3 separate regions of the Mus musculus genome follow, and all the other regions are linked to region 2. The links are chromatin loops, found by intact Hi-C in ENCODE. Cell type or tissue: left cerebral cortex. All regions are shown on one strand.

What was found. A loop is a pair of places that touch in the nucleus more often than their neighbours do. Peaks named below come from ENCODE experiments on the same cell type or tissue, not always from the same donor. Only the 100,000 strongest peaks of a DNase experiment are listed, where the experiment ranks them.
Region 1: it touches region 2 in a loop (2.1-fold over the local background); 4 of 42 quality-filtered maps call a loop at or near these places.
Region 3: it touches region 2 in a loop (3-fold over the local background); 5 of 42 quality-filtered maps call a loop at or near these places.

The regions. Positions count from the first base shown.
Region 1 is chr6:115,206,089-115,214,088 of GRCm38, forward strand. All of the region lies in intron 1 of Syn2 (synapsin II), which reads left to right. Among named protein-coding and RNA genes, the nearest start is that of Timp4, 42 kb to the right of the region's middle. In left cerebral cortex, no CTCF peak of the experiment used is centred here; a DNase peak (open chromatin) is centred at 4,294; H3K27ac peaks cover 790 bases.
Region 2 is chr6:115,131,289-115,139,288 of GRCm38, forward strand. Syn2 (synapsin II) reads left to right here and starts at 3,614. Exons shown (of 13, transcript NM_001111015.1): 1 at 3,614-4,172. The coding sequence starts at 3,793. Gm17733 (predicted gene, 17733) reads right to left here and starts at 3,547. Exons shown (of 2, transcript NR_132436.1): 1 at 3,327-3,547. In left cerebral cortex, no CTCF peak of the experiment used is centred here; DNase peaks (open chromatin) are centred at 283, 3,589, 3,997 and 4,279; H3K4me3 peaks cover 4,082 bases; H3K27ac peaks cover 2,285 bases.
Region 3 is chr6:115,081,012-115,089,011 of GRCm38, forward strand. No RefSeq gene overlaps it. Among named protein-coding and RNA genes, the nearest start is that of Gm36190, 23 kb to the left of the region's middle. In left cerebral cortex, a CTCF peak has its summit at 4,859; DNase peaks (open chromatin) are centred at 4,161 and 4,762; H3K27ac peaks cover 1,938 bases.

The sequences.
Region 1 (8,000 bases), 75 kb after region 2:
TAGGATCTACTAGATATCTACTGGACCTGGCTAGTGGGTTGAGGAATCTGGAACTCCTGAACCATCAGTTCACTGCATTCAGTCTTCCATCTCTGAGGACACTGACTCCTGTTCTACGTTAAAACATCAGAGATGTCATTGTACTGTGACATCTAATTTAGGGATCCACATGTATTACATGGCTTGAGAAGGAACATGGTGACTAGCATAGTGAATTGGAATCTGGTGTTAAGGCCTAGGTAACTGTTACCTGTCTAATCTACCATTTTGTGCTGTTGCTAGTGTTACAAGGAAACTTTCTTATAGGTTGTTACTGTTGTTACTAAGAAACTTTCTCGTGCCCAGGTTGATTGCATATTCTTTTATATTCTGTGCTATTAGAAACCAATCACAACAGAAGTCAGTTAGAACTGCTTCATATAGTTAGCCACAATAAGCTTGGACCTGAACCAACACCCAGCAGCACTTTCTGCTCCTGTATATGGGCTACTTACTATGTTACTGCTCTTATAAGCTGCACCTGGGATAGACCCCAACATAAGAGAGACATCTGCATCAATATTAGAAACTATTTGAAATGACTTCCATTTTGAGTAGAAGGTTGAGTAAAATTGAAGTTCCCAAGACCACCCTGGGAACTGACATCATACTTGTCAGAAAGAGGCATGTACATGGGTAACTGACGTCCTGGATGGCAAGTTAAGACGTGAATGTTAGACAAGTACCATCCTGATTGACAAGTTAAGACATGAATGTTAAACAAGGCACATCCTCTGCCACAGGTGAATACCCCAACCAATAGGAACATGAGTAAATCTACAACAAAGGCATGTTCCTAAGGAAATCCCCTATCCCTAAATCCTGTTGGTAGGATAACTTAGCACAGGTGTTTGTACATCTCAGGCTTAAAAATCCCTGTAGAGAGGCTGGAGAGATGGCTTAGCAGTTAAGAGCACTGACTGCTCTTCCAGAGATCCTGAGTTCAATTCCCAGCAACCATATGGTGGCTCACAACCATCTGTAATGGGATCTGATGCTCTCTTCTGGTGTGTCTGAAGACAGCTACAATGTACTCATACATAATAAACAAACAAACAAACAAAGCCCTGTTGTATCTTACCTCAATGTCATTGTTCAACTCGGAGCCTTTACCCTGGTTTTGATTGATTAGTCCTGGCAACATATGCTCAATAAACTATCCCTGACTGAGATTGGTGTTTGTGTGGCTTGTGAGGCGACTCCTGGACCCCAACACCCAGGTCGTTGGGAGAGACCCCTGGAAAAGAGCCCCAGGTGGTAGAATTATATTAGTATCTCCAGGACATGAAGAAGCAGCGTTTAACACTGAAAAGCCCAAGGTCGGTGTAAGTTGAGGATGGGACTTCCTGGGTATGTGCTGAGCCTAGAATGGTACTCAGCCCTCCTTGAAGTCTGAAACCACAGCAAAGTGTGTCTGCCACTGCTACCTCACTTCCCAGATCAACTCTGCTTTGTCTCTGAGGCCACTCCCAGGAACTCTGTAGTCATAGCTGATTAATTCATTTTCTCTTTTCTCTTCTTTTCCTTTTTTTTTTTTTTTTTTTTTTTTTTTTTTTTTTTTTGGTTTTTTGAAACAGGGGGTTTCTCTGTATAGCCTTGGCTGTCCTGGAACTCACTCTGTAGACCAGGCTGGCCTCGAATTCAGAAATCCACCTGCCTCTGCCTCCCAAGTGCTGGGATTAAAGGTGTGTGCCACCACCACCTGACAATTCATTTTCTTATTCAGCATTGTTTAATCACCTTGTTAACTACATTGTGACATGGGCTACTTAAATTTGTTTTAATTCTGTTCATGATGAATGCTTGTCCTCGTAATATATATTCTGTGCTTTCAAAATGTTTAAAACACAGATACAAAGCTGTTAATCTATTTGTTTTTAAGATTTATTTTTAGTTTGTGTGCATATGTGTGTGTATGTGTGTGTGTGTGTGTGAGAGAGAGAGAGAGAGAGAGAGAGAAAGAGAGAGAGGCTGAGACTATGCTACTTGTCTGGGGTCTTGTTTTTCATTCCAAAGAATAATCTAATGTTAATTTGAATAAAGGCATTTTTACAGAAAGTTTGTGAAACAGGAGAACTACATTCTAGAAGAAATGTCACATCAAGTATGAGTACAAGGTCAAACTGTTGCTCAGTGGTAGAATTTGGACCTGGAGTACTTTAAGCCAATTTATCAAACAAATGAACTTTCAAAACCAGTTCTTTATAATAATTGAAAAAAAAAAAACCCAAAACTCTGTCCCCATCCCAAGTCTGCTGCGTGGACAGCCAGCGACATGCTTCTGAGCCTAACCCTGGAAGTAAAAGCGACCTTTTCTTAGAAGAGAGTGCTTAATCTGTCCTCAGTTGTCACGTGAGGACTTTTCAACCTACATAGCTGTGGACTATTGTTTGCTTTATCTACAACAAGCACCAAGAAAATTGTCTGTTACTAATATGAATTTTGTACCACATAACAGATGAAACATTCCAAGCTTCAGATACCCCTTTAACCTTTTATTCCTCCTGTTCATTTCATTTTATTTACTTGTTTGTGTGTTCATTTGATAACCTATTTGACCATATAATAGATATTGTTATGTTAAAAGAAACAACCCAATAACTGTCTAAAAGAATTCATTGAATTCAGGTTCGATTTCACTTTTAGGTGAGTACTTTTAACGAAGTATTTTTTAGCAGAGAGAGTTAGAACCCTGAATGAGTCACTGAGCAGGATCAGAGGGTTAATGATAACCAGAAAAGAGACTGAGCCTACAAGCTGATTCCTAGGACTATATATCAGCTCTTTTGAGGGAAATGACCTAGATAAATCAAAGACTGGCAGTAATGAACTCATAGCCTCCAGACAGCAAAAATTGTGGATGTTGTTGAACTCCTGAGAAAAGAAATGAAAACTCTTTCTTAATCAAATTTCTGGACTTAAAAGTAGTGATTTTTCTGATATTGCTGAGTTTCAGACTGCTAATAAAAAGGGAGAGCATGATCAAAGAAAAGTTGGGAGAGAACAGGAAATGTTGGAAGAGGGAAGGGAGAAAGGTAACAAGAGGACAGAGGACAGCGAAATGGCTCAGCTTGTAAAACACCTGCCTTGCAAGCAATGTCCTGAGTTAGGATCCCAGGAATCCATGTAAGAGATACGGTGGCACATACTTGTAATCCCAGCAGCAGGAAGATGGAAAGCAGATGCAGGTGGATTCCTGGAAGTTTGCCACACACCTAGCGAAGCCTATGTGCAAAGTTCCAGGCCATTTAGAGACCTTGTCTCAAACAAAAGATTGTCCTCAGGCCTTCAAAAACATTCTGTGTTTGCCCACTTCCATCCTCAATAAACCCATACTCAAATCTATAACAAAGGGAGGGAGAGAGAGAAGGAGAGAGGGATGGAGACAGAGATAGGGAACACACACACACACACACACACACACACACTCACACCATACAGCGACTTTGGCCTCTCCTGGCTTTGTGAATGGCAGGTAGCAAATGGACTTTTTGCTAGAGATCCATTTCTTTGGAGGTGGAAAGGTCACTGTTTCGGATGTGGTGTCCATAGCTACCATTCTTCCATTACTTTCTAGTCTCACAGGACCTTAGAGCCCAAAGTGAGCTCTATGTGTTTGAGAAGGAAGGGAAGAGGCTTTAAGTAGCTATCCTTCTCCATAGTCTAGAGGGTCCCTCTTTACTGATTGCAAATGTTGCTGTAGGCTAAGTTCTTGAGCATTCTTGAATGGAATCTAATCTTGGGGCTAAGCAAAGGGCATTCAGTGTCAAAGTTATCCAGGAAGTTTTCTGTAGACACACAGGGTGGAACGTACATAAAAGCAGTCTTTCTCTACTGCCCTAGATATGTAAGAGACTCGCGTAAAATGGCACCATTACTGTTATTTCTCCCTACTTACAAAGGTCATTTGACCTGGTTCTTCCTAGTGAGAGCTTACCAGTCTCCTAGTGATGGCTGAGTAGTCATTTAACATGTTTACTGAGTGACAGCTTTGCCAGGTGCTTTAGGTTAGACCCTAAGCTAGGTAGATTTGTCCCCAATATTGCACCAGGAAAAGACATAACTTATCTAAAACTGGCCTTAAAATCTTGGAAATGACTTGCTACATCACTCTGGATTTGGGCCCATATAAGATCTTGTCACTCATTGTTTAGAAAGGCCCAGGGAGGCAGAGTGCTTGCTCAGTACCAGCCCACCATCCTTAATTGCATCTGGAAATGGATCCAAGAAGTCTGGAAGGTAGGAGTAGTCACTGCCAGAGTCTATTATATAACCTGCTAAACCATTTGCCTAGAGGCTGCGCTGCAAATTGTCAGGCTCCAGACTTCTCTCCCATGACTGCATTTCCTATCTTTTGTCCTTCCTGCCTTGAAGTTGTGGCAGTATCTCCAGAAACAGGACGTAGATGGTCTGGAATGAGTTAGAAATGGGGATTCCTGTACCTTCCTGTTGTGTCCTCCTGTGCCACAGTTTTGCCTGAGTTTTGACAACGTGAAGTGTTTTGGACGTGATGTATAGTGCACTCACAAAACCTGTTCTTGTTAGGGAGCTGGACTGTATGCGGCAAGAGCAGAATAAACAGCAAGACTCCATTTCAAACGAGTGACATTTGTGTAGGGGAGGCAGCATGAAGTGAGACAAGGGCAGTGAACCAACACTGGAGAATCAGATCCAAAGGCCATTTGTGAATGAATTTATTTTTCTTTAATTCACTTATCTAAATGAAAAGAAAAGAAAATGAAAATAAGTGCAATGCTCTTGACCTGCCTACACCTCTAAGTTCAAGTAAGATACGCTATGAGGGAGCTTTGAAAACACACATACAGACAGATGGAAAGTGACAATGTCTCATTTTAATGTGGGAACACAGACACAGAGAGAAGAACCACCTGTGGAATTTTCCCACACTGTGATCAACAGCTGTTTGTCGTTCAGCCACAAAATATCAATTTCTCTTGCATTTTATCCCGCTTTAGTCTGCCTTGCTTCCCATAGGACTGTTAACATAATGGATACATTTTTGGCCCTATTTTTGCAGGATATAAGGAGGTTTGGGTTTTTATCTCTTTACTTATTTATCAGCAGAGACTTGCTTAGTAACTCAAACTGACCACGAGTTCACAATCCTCTAGCTTTGACCTCCCAAGTGCTGGGATTACTGGCATGTATCACCACATATAGTTCGTGTATTCATATCTTATCCTAATATACATATAATATATAGCAATATACCGTCTTAATTTTGGGGTCTGACAAAAATTTAATAAGGCATTCTCTAATAAAAATATAATACAAATTGCAAGCAAAAAAATTTTCAAGTAGTCACAGAAAACCAGGGAAAATTAATAATTTATTGTGTTTAACACATTATGCTCAAACCATTTCTTAACATTTAATTAATATAAAACTTCTTTATACCCCAATCTGGGCTCAAATTCGCATTCCTCCTGCTTCTGTCTCTTGAGTAGTAAGATTGCAGTCTTCTGCTTCTGTGATGGTTGTCAGCTTATTAGGGTTTAGAGTCACCATAGAAACGAACTTCTAGGCACATCTGCAAAGGATCTCTAGATGAGGTTGACTGAGGTGGGAAGACCCACACTCACTGTGGGCAGCACCATTTCACAGGCTGGAGGTCCAGGGCTGAATATAAAGGAGAGAGGGAGCAGAGTGTTCATCAGTGTGGCTGCATTAAGCTCCTCCCTCCAGGATGGGTTACCCTGAAACTGTGAGCCAAAATATACCCTTCCTTCCTTCCATTGCTCTTGTCACAGCAACAAGACAAATTAAATAATAAAGCCACCACCATATCAGGCTGATGCAGGTTTCTAATAAAATATTTTACATTCTTTTTCATGCTGATTTTCCAGAATTAGGTGTGTATATTCCTCATAGCACATTGTCGACACTAGCTGATTACAAGTGCTAAGGAGCCCCCACGCTGAGGAGTGCTGTGTTAGAAAGTGGAGCCTTCCACAGTCTCCGCTTATGCCCCTCTCCAGTCTGTCTTTCTAACCTTCATTCCTGCCCTCATTATTTTCTTTCAGTGGGTCTGCCTATTTCCTATCTTTCTGCCCTGAAGACAGTTTTTCCCTTCCCTTTGGTTTGGCTTATGCATACATCTGCTGTTTGTCTTCTCTTTCAGCTGTTTGAAATCAGCAGCTGTTTTCTGTCCTGCGCCTCTTCTTCTCTGTAAGCATTCAGCTCTGTTTTTCTAACCATGTTCCGTAAGGACAGGGATGGGGATTTCCTCATTTCTGCAACATCACCCATTTAGCCTGGGGTCTGTGACCTCTAGCAGAAACTTGGTGAGCTTTTAACAACTGAACAAATGAATGAGTTATTTTTGGATACCTCACTGGCTCTGTTTGCCCACCTCAACAGTAGCTTTTTTCTCTCTGATGTTGCAATCAAGGCAACTTTCATTGTTTTTCGTTTTTGTTATTTTTTTAGTGACAAAAAAAAGGGTTTGGGCAGAATTTTAAACCCATTCTGCTGTTTGTTTGCTTGCTTGCTTTTCCCAGCACCCCTTTCTGCAGACACTTTCAGGCTGTCTGAACTCATTGACTTGTGTCCTGCTGTCTGGTGTTTTTCCCTGCCTTGCTTCTCTTCTAACCTCGTGCCTGCCTCTGCTCTGTCTGAGCTCCTGTGCAGTCAATCTGCTGACCTCACCATAGTCACAGAAGCCTGATGCTGAAAAGTGCAAGGGGGCTCACATTTTAAAACAATGCCCTCCACCCAGATACAACCCCGTATATAAAAATGGAGCTGCTGTGGTTGAAAAAAGTTAGGAATAATCCAGGCACCACAGAACATGGTTTGAGAGCTCTGAGTCTTCTTAACTCCTTCCCAGTACAAATGGGAAAACAGAAGCCTAGAGAAGTGAGACAGTGTGCCCAGTGCAAACGCGATGCTAGCAGCGCAACCTGGACCAGAACTCAGCTTTCCTTTCCAGGTCAGTCCTCTCCTAACCACAATTTACTGCTTGGAGCTTCATTTCCCAAGGGGAGGAAGCAGGAACAATGGGTCTTTTATTGTATTCCTCTTGATGAAATCTGACAGGGTCCTACCTCTCCTTCCCTTGTAGAAGATCAGGTTGGCCCCCTCTTGTTATTGTTTTTCTCTGGGACCCAGGCCGGGGCTTGCCTCAGCCTTTGTTCTGTTCCCAGTTTTTGTGGTGCCAAGAAGGATAGGGAGAGAGCGGATTCAGACAGGTCACGGTGGCACAGATGTTTCCTGTCCCTTGGCCAGTCTGGCTGTGTCTTTCAGAACAAGCTGAATACCATGGCCAGGTGTGTTTTCGGGACCTTCCAAGCCCTTGTAGGTGGTAGGTGTTTATAACCGCAGTTTCCTCATTGCCTTCTGTTTTCTGTAGGCCCCCAGCCACTCCCTGAGGGAAATAATTCCAGCCTGTATTCTGAGAGTCGTCCATCATTCAGAGCTCTCTGTGGTCTCATTGTTTTTGTCCCTGGTGTCTTGAGTCCTGCACCCTGTGCTTTCTCCTAGGCACTCTGTCCTCTGCCCTTTTCTCCTCCTTCTTGCATCTTCAAACCGTATGCATCTTTCCAGATCAAGTTTATATCCCACTTCTTTCAGGAAATCTCAATTTCCAATCTTAAGCAATCTCCCTCTGGTGTTTGCTTAACTTTGTAGGTTTTGTCTTCCATTGTTTTCCTTCTAGTGTTTTATGCATAGCATCTTTGTTTATGCCTCGTTGTTTCATGTTTTTGTGCCCTTCCCTAGGCTGTTGGCCCAGAATGTCTTGCTCTACTCTTTTCCTTTACTTTTGTGTGGCTCAGTCCTATTTAAATTTAGGATGGGCTTAGGCTTTGCTTCTCAAGTTGTCCTCCACTCCCTAAGCTTGGTTAGATTCCTCTCATGATCCAGTGCACACCCTGTGTTTTATCCGTGTACCAAACTATTCAGTGTTCCCAAAGAGATAACCTGTGCCTTGCTCTGTATCT
Region 2 (8,000 bases):
TAGATAATAGCAGAATACTGTACACAAGGGCAATCTCTCTAAGCTTCCCAGAAGATTGTAGGGCATATTACATACTGTACAAAGGTCCAACGATTAAAATAACATAGACAGCAATAGATCTACATGATGCTAATCCTTATCAGCCCAGCTTCTGTGACCAATCTTTTGCTCTCCCCTCCATATCACTTCCTTTCTCCACGTTTTCTTGTCTATGAGAATTTCTTTAGTTTTCCTATAAAATCTACCATCCCTGGGAAGGCTTCTCCCTTTGGCTCTTGTAACACTCACTGCCTGCTCCACTTTCTCGTTACTCAGAGACTGTTCTGCTACTGCTAATTATAAGCTGTCTTCCTAAGGCATGAATTTGGGGATTATTCATACTTGAATCTCCTCTATCATCTAGTCTGTAGCATACAATGTCTTCTGTGTTTTAGATATTTAAAATACGTTTTAAATAGGCTGGTTTAAAAAAATTTATACACATACTAAAAGCTCAATATTTAAGGGAATTCCTTAATGAAATATATTAGAAAAACAGCAAAATCATCTAAAAATAGAAGTTACACTGTGCTGGCTAGCTGTATGTCAGCTTCACACAAACTAGAGTTGTCTAAAGAGGGGAACTTCAATTGAGAAAATGCCTCTATAAGATCTGGCTGTAAGGCATTTTCTTAATTAGTGATTGATGGGGGAGGGCCCAGCCCATTGTGGGTGGTGCTATCCCTAGACTTGTGGTCCTATGTTCTGTAAGAAAGGCTGAGCAAGCTATGAAGAGCAAGCCAGTAAGCAGCTTTCTTTGCCATCATTTGCTGCCTCCAGGTTCCTGCTTGAGTTCCTATCCTTACTTCCCTTGATGGTGAATTGTGATGTAGATGCCTAAGCTGAATAAACCCTTTTCCACCCCAAGTTGTTTGGTTGTGGTGTTTCATCATAGTAATAGTAACCCTAAGACATAAAGAGCCTCTGAAATCCTGCCAATAGAGAAACATTGGAAAAGATTTCTTTGATTTTTCTTAAAAAAAAAATACTTTTAAGAATTTCAGGAAGGAAAGTGTGATAAATTATGTTTATTTGGTTATCGGTGATATAAGTTTTATTCTTCAGTAGGAAAGAACTAAATTATGTAAGGATACAGTTCAATTCTAAAACAGTTAAATCCTTACTATATGGAAGGTAATACACTGGATGTTGGGGGTCCAAAGATGACTAAGATTCAGTTCTATATTTGAAAAGCTCACATCCTAGTCACTAGAATACTTTATTATAATGTCTGCAGGAGATCTGACAAAGTCAGCACACGAAACAGCCCATTCTGGAAGAGCCATGAGTTCACAAGCATCCGTTTCTCTGCCTGAATGCTTCCTTTACTTCTCTATGGGTACATACTCAAAAAAAAAAAAAGATTTTTTTTTTCTACTTGTGTGTGTGTGTGTGGTGTAGTAGTAGTAGTAGTAGTAGTAGTAGTAGTAGTAGTAGTAGTAGTAGTTTGAATGAGAATGGCTCTCATTGGCCCATATGTTTGAAAGCTCAGGCCCCAGTTAGTGGAACTGTTTGAAAAGGACTAAAAGGCCTTGTTGGAGGAGGTGACACTGGGAGTGGACTTTGAGGTTTCAAAAGTCCATGCTAGCCCAGTCTCTGTCTCTGTCTCTCTCAGTTCCATGTCCACCTGCCTGCCACTAGCCATGATTTCAGCCATGATGATAATGGACTAATCCTCTGAAACTAAGCAAGCCCCCAATCAGACGCTTTCTTTGATAAGTTGTCTTGGTCATGGTGTCTCTTCACAGCAACAGAACAGTAACTAAGATAGTGTATCTGTGTAAGTGTTCTGACATGTGTGTGTGGGTGCCCTTGCAGGCCAGATGAGGGTGCCATATTCCCTGGAGCTGTGGTTACAGGTCATCATAGGTCACTTGACCTGGGTGTTGGGAACCAAACTTGGCTCTTCTGGAGGAGTAACAAGTGTTCCAAACTACAGAGCCTTCTCACCAGTTCTGTTAACTTTTACCACACGTCTCAAGACCCATCTTAAACATTACTTCCTCTGAGCAGCCTTTCCTGAGCCTCAGCGGTGAATGAATCCTGTGCCTTTGTTGCTCCTAAACCACCTTATCCAACTGATTTACAGAATTTCTCACATCTCATTGTGGGTAATTGTTGTCTCTAGTTATGAGTCCTTAGCTCTTAGTTGTGAGTTTACCTGAGACAAGGGTTGCTTTCTAATTTTATTGGTTATTTTCACAATTGGCTGCAGGCCTCTCTGATGCTATTGGCTTAGACCTGAGAACCAACTGGGATATACAAAACAGGAACACCCTGCTAACATTAGTGTCAAGACCCTCACTGATTCCATTCAGACTAGCTAATACTACTGAGAAATAAGAATAAGGACTTAGGCCCCACTACTGGCTTATCTACTGCGTACCAGACGCTTTACCTACATGTTCTCATTTACTCCAGCAGCTTTGAAAAGTGCTATCTGTTTTTATTAGCTGTGGAAGAAAAAGGTTCAAGGGAGTAATTTGCCCAAAGTCGTGCATCACTCCAGGTGGTCTGCCTGTCAAGTACATCTGCTACATTTTGTCCAGATACAAATGTAGGGGACTAATATACCTGAAGACAGATCAAAACAAAGGTTCAAAGAGCACACAAAATTTAGAGAGTGCACAGAGAAGTTGGTAGTCAGATAAACCTTCATGGAGATGGTCAGTTAGGGGACTAGGTCGCCCTACAACACTGGGGAACAATGTATGTCAGGGAAGCAAATTGAGGGGGTAGCCTTGGCTATCTGTCTGAGGGATCCTGAAAAGACATTTTCAGTCTTCTCGGGCTCTCTTGCGCGCGCGCGTGCTCTCTCTCTCTCTGGTCAGGGAGAGAATTGTGCACTATTAAGTGGGGCACAGAAATTGCCTCCTAATGTCCTCCAGGGCAGTGTGGAGAGGGTCTGCTTAGGTTCCTTCTTCCTCAAGGAGGGTGAGGTAGCCCTCTACTTCATTGTGGTCTGGACTCCCACCTTTTGGGTCAGGGAGAGGTTTTTCCCATTCAGCACGGGTAGGCAGCTTTTATTCATTCATTCATTCATTCATTCATTCATCCATCCATCCATCCATTCATTCATTCAGGTCTCAGCATACAAGGTGCGCATTAGCAGCAACAGATTAGTCCATTCCTTCTCATCTGAAAGTTGGGGACTTTGGCATCATTTTCCTGAGCTTCAGGAAAGGAAATGCTTCGCTTTGCTCACTGAATGGTGGTCCTGGGTGTGTGTGCGCGCGCACACACACGCCAGAGCGGGTGGAGGGGCAGGTGTAGCTCTTTTCTCTCACCTCAGGGTAGGGAAGCTGACACCTCTCTTCTAACTAGATGGTATTAGGATGGTGTCTTCGTCTGGAACTGGGACACGACTCTCCTCTTGAAACCACGAAGGTGATGATGGTGGGAGACTCTCGGCTTTCCTTCCCTCCACACTGCGAGAGCTCCTGGTTCCCACACAGTCACGCTCAGGTGGCGGGAGGGGACACTCTCCCTTCTCTTTGCGCCAGAGCCTGAAAAGGCGGGGGACGCGCGAGTAGGCGGGGGCGGAGCAGGCTCTGCGGAGAGGGGCGGAGACAGAAGTAGTCACGCCCTCGGCACCGCCCACTGCTCCCTCGCTAACAGGCTCGCTCCCCAGACCCAGAGCGCCGCGGCTGTCTGCTGGGCTCCCGGAGACGCGGACCACCTTCGGTGTCCCCGCGCCGTCCTCCCCGCGCCGCTTGGCCCGCCGCCTCGAGCGCCCTCAGCCCCTCAAGCCAGATGATGAACTTCCTGAGGCGCCGGCTGTCGGACAGCAGCTTCATCGCCAACCTGCCCAATGGCTACATGACTGACCTTCAGCGCCCGGAGCCGCAGCAGCCCCCTCCTGCCCCTGGCCCCGGTGCCGCTACGGCGTCGGCGGCCACCTCAGCTGCCTCGCCCGGTCCCGAGCGCAGGCCGCCACCCGCCCAGGCACCCGCGCCGCAGCCGGCGCCGCAGCCCGCGCCGACGCCGTCGGTGGGCAGCAGCTTCTTCAGCTCGCTGTCGCAAGCGGTGAAGCAGACGGCCGCCTCCGCCGGCCTGGTGGACGCGCCCGCACCTTCGGCCGCTTCCAGGAAGGCCAAGGTGCTGCTGGTGGTCGACGAGCCGCACACCGACTGGTAGGCCCCTGCGGGGTCCGCCGGGGGCAGGGTGTGAAGATGGACCCTCGAGGTCACCCGGGAGAGCACCGGGGACGAGCAGGTGTCTGTGTGTGGGAGGGGCGAGGGCAGGCGTTGACCTCCCAGAGACATGGGTCCTAAGGTAAAGGACTCGGTGGCCTCCAGGCCGGTGGCAGAGCAAGCTACTTCATTAAGCACCAATGGAGCTTAAAAATAGTGATAAGTCGACCACGCTCTAAAGGAAGGCCACACAGCCAAGAATATTTGGGCAGCACATATTGGCTGTGACAGTGGTGGTGGGGACACCACAAAGTTGGGAAGGAAGAGAAGGAGGGATGGATCTGGAAAGAGCTGGGGGAGGGAGGGTGAAGATGATCAAAACAGGTTGTACAACATCCTCAAAGAACTAATAAAAAACAAAAACAAAACACAAATACTTATGGTGGGGGGGGGGCAGGCTTAACAGTTTAGACGCATACAAGCTAAGGTGAAAATGGACCCAGATGGCCATCAAAATAAAGGACACCAAAAAAGATTCTAGTCTGCAAGGTTTGGAATGAGTTGGGAGTGGATATTAGTATTTAAGTTGGATAGGTGTTTTTGTTGTTGTTATTGTTTGTTTGTTTTGTTTTAAACCTGTACCTGTATTGATATCAAGGTGGGTTAGATCACAGGTGTCTCAGAGTGTGATTGACATCTGTTTAAAAATAATGAGATTATTATATATATGCAACAGGGAGGGGATATATGTTTTAAAAATTTTGTTCTCTCTCTTCCCTTCTCTCCCTCCCTCCCTCCCTCCCTCCCTCCCTCCTTCCCTCCCTCCGTGTGTGTGTGTGCGTGTGTGTGTGTGTGTGTGTGTGTGTGTGTGTGTGCGCGTGCGTGCGTGCATGCGAGCATGCGTGCTCCTGTGTTTGTGTGTAAACGATGGTGGCTTTTTCAGCTGGATGATGAAGACCTAAGTAAAAACATTACATATTGTTAAAGGGCACAAATAAAATGATTGGCCTTAATGCAGTAAAGGGGAAACTTCAAGAATGCTTTTCTTTTCTTTCTTTCTTTTCTTTTTCTTCTTTTAAAAAGAGCTATAGGGAATGGGGATGATTGGGGAAGGTGTTAGGTTTAGTTGAGAAACACATGAATGAGGTCCACTGAAGACTAATTAAGAGCTTCAGAGTGGTTCCTTTGATGCAGTAGGACGCTGACTTAAGCGATGGTGGATGGTGGGCTGACTGGTGGGTATGGAACCATGAAAAGGCCAGAGCCTTAGGTGTTTTTTCCTTTGGAATGTGAGGGAGCAATTTTTGTTTTCCTTTTCCTAAGGGGATGAGGTTGATTGGTGCCTGCACCTGAGAATTCTTCCCAAGAGGAAGACACAGGGACCCCAGAGCTGTTTATTTCTCTTGTAGCTGCTTTCCTGTTGTGCTTTCTCTGCCATTCCTTCACTGAGAGACTTGGAGGGAGGGAGGGAGGGAGGGAGAGAGAAAGAGAGAGGAGAGAGAAAGAGAGAGAGAGAGAGAGAGGGAGAGAGGGAGAGAGGGGGTGCTGGGATGAACTGGTGGAAGTGACATGTTACCTGGAGCTGTAGGGCTTCCTGCTGTTACCATGCTGGAATCATTTCCTCTGGGTGGGTTGTGTGGTTGGCCCTTATTTTTCAAGATAGTAGAGTAGAAAAGACCTTTATCAGGAACTGGGAAAGGTAATGGGGAATAACAGGAAGGTAATGTGGGAAAGTACGACAGTAGTGCCACTGGCAGTCTCCTGGAAGAATCACTGGCAGTTCAAATCAACAAGTGTTTGCTCAGGAGGAAGGGAAGGGAAGGGAGGCAAGCTCTATGCAAGCATCCATTGTATGTCAGATTCTCTGGTAAGGAGGGACTCCTAATGTGGTATTCTATTGGGTCTTCAGAAAACAGGGACTTAGAAAAGGTAAGTGGTGAGCTTACAGCCATTCAGCTAACAAATGGTCCAGTGGCATCTTAACTTTAGGTTAAACTGCTTGGTTTCATTGCTGCCATCCTTCTGTATTGTCTCACTGTTAGAATGTTACTGTGATACACAGTAATAATACACTTCCTTTTAGGGGTTAGACAATGCTGGGGGCCTTTTGGAAAACTCACACTAATTAGGGTGACACAAAGATACCTGAGACAGTTAACAAAGGAATCTAGAGTTATTAAGACTATTTCAGAAATTAGTGACATTAAGAGTTATTGGTGAATATTTTAAAAAAGAATCATAAAGAACAGCTAGGAAATAGGTACAAGACTAACATTAACATTTCATTTTTCTGGGCTAGAATCTGATTCTTGTGAGCTTTGTCCCGGTCCTCTACCCCACTGAAGCTATTTTCTTGGTTCTAATTGCTACTTAGATACCCACAGATAGGTAGATAAGTGTTCCTACAAGTATGGGGAGACTCAGAGAATTTGTTTATTTAGAAATGAGAGAGTTGAGATTTGAAATTCTCCTTGGATAGGATTATTTTCTAGGAAGAGTGCCTGGTATAAACCGGAGAATCTGCTTTGCCCTGGAGACTGGATTTCTGATGGAAGTAATAGGATTCACTTTTCTGCGGGCTGACTCTCAACTGCCTTATGGATTTCTCTGGAGTAATAACATTGATTTATTAAAACTCTTAAGCCGAGTTTGAGTCTGCAACTTGATGGTAGTTCTGTGCTTCTGTGTTTTTGTAGGTAATAGCAATTCCAAGAATTTTGTCATCTTCTAACGTGTCTAAATTTGTTTAAAACACCTCAGTTAAATATTGATGAGTGGTTTTATTGAAAGGTCTCTGAATTAAGGAGCAGGTGGCTGCTTATGACAAACACAGTAGCTTACAAGGGTTCTTTTTGTTCTAAAAGCTAATTTAAATAATTTGTCTCATAGTTTAAGCTACCTAGACAAAACTGAATAATCAGGTGTTATATATACCCAATGCCATTACTATGGTGCTTGAGTAGAAAGAATGTAGTATCTCAGTGGAACTTAAACGTATTGGTCCCATCTGAATTCGAGTGCTAACATAAAGAGAGGGTTGGGTTTTTTTTTTTTTTGGATATAAATTTTTTTATTAGATGTTTTCTTTATTTACATTTCAAATGCTGTCCCAAAAGTTCCCTATACCCTCTCCTCTGCCCTGCTCCCCTACCCACCCACTCCCACTTCTTGGCCCTGACATTCCCGTGTACGTTTGTAAGACCTACGGGCCTCTCTTCACACTGATGGCCGACTAGGCCATCTTCTGCTACATATGCAGCTAGAGACATGAGCTCCAGGGGATACCGGTTAGTTCATATTGTTGTTCCACCTATAGGGTTGCAGACCCCTTCAGCTCCTTAGGTACTTTCTCTAGCTCCTCCATTGGGGGCCCTGTGTTCCATCCAATAGCTGACTGTGAGCCTCCACTTCTGTATTTGCCAGGCACTGGCATAGCCTCACAAGAGACAGCTATATCAGGGTCCTGTCAGCAAAATCTTGCTAGCATGTGTCTGCATTTGGTGGCTGATTATGGGATGGATCCTTCAGTGGGGTAGTCTCTGGATGATCCATGCTTTCGACTTAGCTCCAAACTTTGAAAGAGGGGGTTTTTAAGAAGCATCTAAATAATTTCAGATTTAAAAGGAAACTCAAAATAGGTAACTTTTCAGATCAGTGCTAATATACAGAAGATTCCTTTGAATTTATCAGTGTGATTATAGGCAGTGTAGCATGGAACTTCTAACCTGGTTCATGAGAAAACTGGAGGATACTTCTTTTCCTTGAAATTTTTACATAGCCTGAGAGCTTTAGATTAATTGCACACTAAAAGTTTGTTGAAAAATATGT
Region 3 (8,000 bases), 50 kb before region 2:
ACCACACATAAAGGGATATGGAGAGTGGTGGCAGTCATCACTGCTGGTCATCATCCCTTCTTGCCACTTACTGGGTGCCCTGTGGAATCAAGGTTGGGCCCCCATTGTTTGCTCATTATGCTGATTTTGCAAGCAAAGGCAATGGCTTGATGTGTAAACATAGTAATGTTTATATTATAAACAACCATGGCTGTGTCAAGTGATCAACAAGGAGCCAGTTCCTTTACCACTTAAAGGTAAACCTCCCTAGTAAGTGTAAGCCCACTTCCCAGCACTGAATGAAATCTACCCCCAGACAGTGAGGTGTCCTAGCTGGGTCTCCATCCACATCTGAGTATACCTGACAGATGGGGTTGTCGTTTTGTTTTGTTTTTTTGTTTTTCAAGACAGGGTTTCTCTGTATAGCCCTGGCTTTTCTGGAACTCACTTTGTAGACCAGGCTGGCCTCAAACTCAGAAATCCGCTTGCCTCTGCCTCCCGAGTGCTGGGATTAAAGGCGTGAGCCACCATGCCCGGCAGGGGTGTCATTTTGTTTCCTGGCTTCAGTATCTATTTACACCTCTCCATTCATGTTTGCCTTCCCTCAATGTGTGAAACGGTCTAATAAACTCAAAAGCTATATTCTCTCGTAATTTGCCTTTTATATACTGTTTGTCCAGTGAATTGCTATTTAGCAGGGAATGGTTCTAGGTCATTTGGAAAAAAAAAAAACTTAAGGGAGAGAGAAGTCAGAGGGAAATAATCCCTTGTCTGCTGCTCATCTGGCTGCGAATGACAGAAAATTCATGGTAAGATGCAATATAAGGAAAGCTCACTGACCATAGAACCAGGTTGGTTAGCCTTGTTAACTTCAGGAAAGGCTAGATCCAGGTGCTCAAACAAAAGATGCAGGAACTCAGACATGCTTTCTCTTCATGGTGGCAAATGGCCACCACAAGTTCCAGTTTACTAACCTTGATTGAAAACAAGAGTGCTTTTACATCTTCTGACAATACCCATGAAACCTGAAGAAACTGCTCTGATTGGTCCACCTGGGATCACATGCTAATCTCTGAGTCAACTATGGTGAACTGGGAAAACCAGGAAATAGAGTACTCCCTCAGGAGTACACAGGGCTGAGCCATGTGTGGACTCCCAGAGGTGGAGATATCTGCCATCTAAGTACAAGGCTGGAGAAGACAAGATGGCCTGTGTCTAAGGGAAAAGTAGAGTTTGGCTAGCAGAAGAAGTGGGGCAGTGATGTTTAAATTTGTGTCAGTTTGACTGGCTAGGGGATGTCTAAACAGGTGTGATCTCTAAAGGTGTTAATGAGGGTGTAAATGACAGTGATAAGTGTTTTCATAGCTCCCCCCCCTCAAAATATGATCTCTTTATGTAGCTCAAGCTGGCTTTGAACTCATGATCCATTTGACTAGGACTTCTAAATGCTGGAATTACATCTATACCCACCACATTCAATAGTTATGTTGTAAGGGAGGAAACGTACGGAAGGCGGAGTTTATTTGAAGCCTGCCCCCAGTGGCACACTTCCTCCAACAAGGCTATACCTCCTAAGCCTAAGCCAAACAGTACCATCCATTGGAGACCAAGTGTTCAAATCCCTAAGACTATGGGGGGACATTTCATTCAAACCATCACATCTGTCTGGAATCACTCTCCTAGGCTTCCATTTTTAACCTCTAGACTTAGACTGAAGGACATCAGCTTTGTAGTTCTTTGGCTTAGAGAGAGGCACTTGTGGTGAGTCTCTGACTCCAAAGGTACAGGAGCCAGTTGCTGTAGCAGGCCTCTTCTTCCACCCATCTCTGTGTGTGTTTATCCCATGGTTCTGGTTCTGCTCCTCTGGAGGATGTAGCAGTGCTTTTCACCGGACAGGTCCAAACTCCAAATGTCTGCTATAATCTGATGTGCTGCCCATGATGCTGGGGAGGTCTGTTTGGGATGGAAGGCAGTTTCACATATAGCTCAGGCAACCTTCAGATCCTCAGCTTCTGGCTCCCTCGAGGGTCATGTTACATTAATACTCATATTTTATTCATTTAGAAAACCTGCTTTTAGACATGGCCTATATGGCATTTCTGAAAGCCCCTCTGGGGAGTATCCACATGGTCTCCCAAATCAGTCTGGTGAATTGCTTCCAGAAAATGGAGTGGTCAGTGCCTTGCTCACAGCTACACGGTGGAGTCATAACGATGGTCATGACACCCACTGTGCTTTTGGGAACCCACAGTGCAAGGGACATGAGATGACATTGGTCTGTGACTATAAATGATGAAAAAGTATTATTTAAAAAAAAAAACAAAACCAACAACAGCAACAAAAAACCCAAACCAAGATAGGTTTGTTTTGATTTTGCCTTAGCAGACAAGTTCTTGTTGCATTGCTGGTCTGGTCTTGAATTCCTACACTTGGCTCATCTGTGCAGCCTCAGTCAGGTCCAGGGTAGCCTGGATTAAAGGTATACACCATGAAATCCAGCTAGAGGAAGGCTTTTGAATATTTTCAATAAGAAGAAATAATAAACAGGCCTGGGGAGATGGCTCAGTAAAGTACTTACATTGCAAGTGGGAAGACCTGAGTTCAATACCAGCTGGAAGCCCATGTCCATAACTCCATCACGTGGGAGGCAGAGCGAGGAGGATCCCTGGAGCTCACTGACCAGTTCAGCCTACTCGGGGAAGTGCCAGGCTGAGGAGAGACCCTTACTCAAACCAAAAGATGTAAGGTACCTGAGAAACGACATCAAGATTGTCCTCTGACCCTTACAAAACTGCATGTACACACCAGTACACACACACACACACACACACACACACACACACACACACACACACGATGTCAAATGTATGAGGAAGTTCGGAATAAGTTTATTCCAACATAAACATTATGCAATGCATAGGTGTACAGTACCCTATAAATATGTACAATTTTTAGGTCTTCACTTATCAGTTAAAAAAATAATAAAATTTGAGGGCTGGGGAGATGGGCCAGCCATCTCAGCAGAGTACTTGCTGCTCTGGCAGAGGACTGGAGTTTGGGTCCTAGGACCTTTGCAGGTGTCTCGCAATCACCTGTAACTCCAGCTCTAGGAGATCTAATGCTCTTTTTTTGGTCTTTGCTGGCACCAGACACGCACATGACACACAGGCATACATGCAGGCAAAACACTTATACACATAAAATAATGTTTTGTTCAAAGAAAAGATAACAACAGAAGAGATGAAGTGAAAGACCCGGCTGTATGCTCAACACCAACTACACTCCAGGCCCTCACAGACCTGTCCTCCTTTAATCCCTCCGACAACCCTTGGAGGCCTGTATTATGATCTGCGCTTTCCAGACAGCACAGAGGCCCAGAGGCTCTTTGTACTAACTCAGTGGGTAAGCAACAGAGCCTGGATTTAAAATTTTTTAATTTATTTTTATTCTACTTTTTGGTACTAGGAATGGAGCCCAGAGTTCTACCACTGAGCGAGGCACATTCCCAGCCCAAAGCTCTGAGCCCAATATTCTTTTTTGTTTACCTGTTGCCTTCTTGGCCAGAGTGAAATCAACTCAATTTGGCATTAGCCTCTAACCTAAAGCACATGATTATACATGAAAGATGCTTAGAGAGAGTTGAGTGATTATGAAGGCCTGTCTCTGTCCCTTGGAGACCCCTGGTTCCAGAGGGCTGAGTTCAACAGCATAGGCCAGTGTTAGGGCCTGGCTTCATACATAGAAGTTCTAAATACCCATGTATTGCCAAACAGGAGTACATTTGGAGATGGGTGTGTATGCATGTGTGCTATTGTTATTATTATTGTTGTTGTTGCTATTGTTAGTTGACTAAAATAAGGTCTCAGCTTATGAGGTCCATACCTGAAATCCCAGTACTCAATGTGTGTATGTGTGTGTGTCGCTCAAAAGTTCAAGCATATCCTTGGTTATAGTGAGTTGTAGGCTAGTCTGAAGTATGTGAGACCCTGACAAAAAATTAAATAAGTAAGTCATTAAGGTGGGCCCTGATTGGATATTACCAGGGTCCTCATAAGAGGAGGGAGCTTTAGATAGCACACAAGGATGGCCATCTGGAGAAAGTGCCTGACAAGGAAAGAAGCCATCTCAGTGAGAACTAACTCTGCCAACACTGTGGGCTCAGGCTTCTAGCCTCTGGGATGGGTGAAAATAGATTTTTCAGGTTCAAACCACTGTCTGTGACCCTTTGTGATGGCTATTCTCTGCAGTCGGGAAGCACTGGGGCAGCAACGTCTGCTTGCTTCCTGCTGCTTAAAAACCTGGGAACACACGTGCAGAGAGACCTGGCAAGGTCAGCCTGTCTTCACACAGCTTCCCTCGCACAGACAAATGACCACCCGGCTCAGGACACCTGCCAGGGACTCTTATTCTTTCTCCTGGCATGAACCCAGAGGGCTTTGGGATTCTGGTTTGCTCACCTATCCAGGCTTTCCTGCCCCTTGCCTTTGCATTGTGCTTAAACACCCTGTGGATCATAAAGCCTGGCTTTGAGAGAACCAGGCCAAAAAACCCGGCAGTTTCCCTAGGTGAATCACCAGCGCTGAACAACAAAAGCCACGTGTGGAATCACCTGCTGCCAGAGGATCAATGGGGACAGGCCACAAAGGAGGGGAAAGGGGTCTGGGGAGAGGAGAGAGCCCCACTCTCTGTCCTTCTCTTCTAGCCTTACAAAGTAGGTCAGCTCTAGTGAAGCTGCCTCTAGCAGGCAGGAGGGAGATGGGCTGTGCTGCGTGGGAGGGCACGACTCTGGGCGCACATTGAGATGCCATCTGTAATTGCAGACTCTGAAAGCTGCAAGATCTTAAAGATCATCTTGTCTAATTCTCTTGTTCCACAGATGGCGGTGCTGAGCCCAGAGGGAAAGAAAGAAGGGGGACTTTTCCTAAGGTCATGGATTCCAAGGTGGGGGACAGAGCTTGAGGGAAGTCGGGGTGTCTTGGTCAGTGCCCTCTTGTGGGTGCCTCAGCTTGGAATCGGAGCTCAGGTGTCTGGACCTTTCTTTGCTTTCTTTGACTCATGTATCTCCCTTCTATAATAAGAACACAGACCCGTACTCAGTGCGCCTTTGGTTCTGCAGGGTCAAATGAGCTCATGCAAGTCACTCCATTAGCATACAAAAAGCTCACTAAAAGTTGGCTATTATTGTGATTTTTTTTAAGCCTTTATTTATCTAGGGACTTAGATAGCCCAAGCTGGCCTCAAACTCCCGGTATGGCTAAGGATGGCCTTGAACTGCTGATTCTCCTGCACTCACTTCTCAAATGCTGGGGTCACAGATAAACACCACTATCCCCAGTCTGTACGCTAGGCACCCTCTTAACTTACCCAAACACCAGCCATTATGATACATTTTTATTGTTACTAAGAACCAACTGTTAGAAGTAGCAAAGATTCAGGGAGTTGCCCCTGCCTAAGTTTCGCTTCTAAAATTAAGTGTAACAAACACTCAATACAGAAAACCCAGAAAACATATAAGAGCAAGCAAATAATAAAATTAACAGCCACGGCAACCAGAAATACCCTCTTTGACATATGGTGTATGTTTTTACAGGCTGTTTTTTCCCCTCTGCCTCTCTTCCTCACTTTCCTAGGTTTGTCATTTTTTACCCACAACATTAGCCTCAAGCAGAGCGTGTGGCAGGGTAATTAACAACATGGGCTCTGTGTTGAGATAGCCTGGTTTCCAATGTCGGTTTTACCATTTACCACCTGTGTGGCCTGGGGCATCTCTGTTAACCTTTCTGTGCTTGATTCGCCACCTGTTGTCCAAGTCTCTGCCCTTTGCAGCCAAGAGCAGTTCCCGGTGCAAGAGTGAGGATCAAATGCATATAAGGTTCCTGGAGAGGTGCTGTGTACAGTCTGACATATCACTGGTCATCAGAGCTATCTACAAAGGCACACACACCATGCTATTGTTAGCAATGCTTGTCCCTTGTTGTTATTCTTGTGGGTGGTACCTAGGTTTTTCCCTGTCCTAAATAATGTGACCCCCTAAATCCTCTCAGCCACACATCTTTGAACCTCTTCTGTGTTTATGAAAATACATCCCTAGAAATTTAATTGCTGGTTTATAAGTAATGTATGTGCCAAATTCTTGCTGGGCTTGGTGGCACCAGCCTGTAATCCCAACACGGGAAGCTGACGCAGGAGGATTGAGTTCAAAGCCAGGCTATGCCATATAGCAAGACCCTGGCTCAAGGGAAAACACTGTGAAAAGAGTGCAAGTGTAAATGTGAGTGCAAGAGTCTCTGGGGACTTCAGAAGAGAACAGGGGACCCAGGGCACATATGCAGGCTTGGGGATGTGTTTAGTTGTGGGGTGATCTGTGCATATCCCTGGTATACTGCTAGTTTTGTGTCAACTTGACACAAGCCATAGTCATCAGAGAGGATGATGCCTCAGTTGAGGAAAGGTCTCCACAAGATCCAGCTGTAAGGCATTTTCTCAATTAGTGATCAATGGGAGAGGGCCCAGCCCATTGTGGGTGGTGCCACCACTGGAATGGTGGTCCTGAGTTCTATAAGAAAGCAGGCTGAGCAAGCCAGGGGAGGCAAGTCAGTAAGCAGCGCCCATCCACAGCTTTTGCATCAGCTCCTGCCTTCAGTTTCCTGCCCTGCTTGAGTTCCTGTCCTAATTTCCTTTGGTGTTGAACAGCAATGTGGAAGGATAAACAGAATAAACCCTTTCCTCCCCAGCTTGCCTTTTGGTCATAGTGTTTCATGGCAGCAATAGAAACCCTAACTATGACACCAGAAGGTGTTACCCAGGTCTCTGCTTTCTGCAGCCTGGCAGCGCGGATACCAGTGTTCACTCACGTTAGTTTTAGTGTCTTGTTGATTGATGCTTTTGTTTCCTATCCAAGAAGTATCCACACTGTAAGCAAGAGTGCAGCGAAACCACTAAACCGTACCACTCCAAGGATTATAAAAAGAAGTTTTACTGGGGGAATCCAACTGCCAGGCTGTCTTAAGGGCAGAGAACAGGGACTGGTGGGGAGAAGCCTTGCCAGTTTTATGGGAAGGAGGGAGCAGCAGGTGGAAAGTGTGCAAGTCAGAACAACCTGGGAGGTGCAGGTCAGAACAGCCTGGGGGTGCAGGCCAGAACAGCCTGGGGGTGCAGGTCAGAACAGCCTGGGGGTGCAGGCCAGAACAGCCTGGGGGTGCAGGCCAGAACAGCCTGGGGGTGCAGGTCAGAACAGCCTGGGGGTGCAGGCCAGAACAGCCTGGGGGTGCAGGCCAGAACAGCCTGGGAGGTGCAGGTCAGAACAGCCTAGGGGTGCAGGTCAGAACAGCCTGGGGGTGCAGGCCAGAACAGCCTGGGGGTGCAGGCCAGAACAGCCTGGGAGGTGCAGGTCAGAACAGCCTAGGGGTGCAGGTCAGAACAGCCTGGAGGTGCAGGCCAGAACAGCCTGGGGGTGCAGGTCAGAACAGCCTGGGGGCTATTGTGGGGACTTTGATCTGTCACAGGCTTGCTTGGGTTAATCCGGAACTAGATGCCCTTTGGTGAAGTAGTTAGTTGACTGTAGAGAGCAGATAAGAAAAGCAATAGCTTCCCTGACAGAAGCAAGCTTCGGGAGACTTTTGAGGAACACTGAGTTTAAGTGTCTCTTTACCTGATAAAATCCGTTTGTTTACCTGGTCAGTGTTCTTCATGAGCTGAGCCCAGACTATCATGTAAGACATTGTCAGCAGCATTGCCATTTTAGGGGCCCACTTTGGAACTAACACAATGTATTTACTACCGTGAAGCATTCTTGATTAAGAAACACCTTTGATGTTTTAAAGAATGGCTCGATGGCTAAAATAAAAGGAGGCCCAGGAACCCTTCCATAGAAGGAAGGTAACCATGGAAATACGTATTGGAGCAGAATGTTACTACACTGGAGTAAGACACTTGTCTGAGAAGGCCCTGATTTCTCTGTCCTGCACTTCCTGTTGGAGACAATGCATTTGCAAATCCACAATTGCTAGCCGGTTATTAAA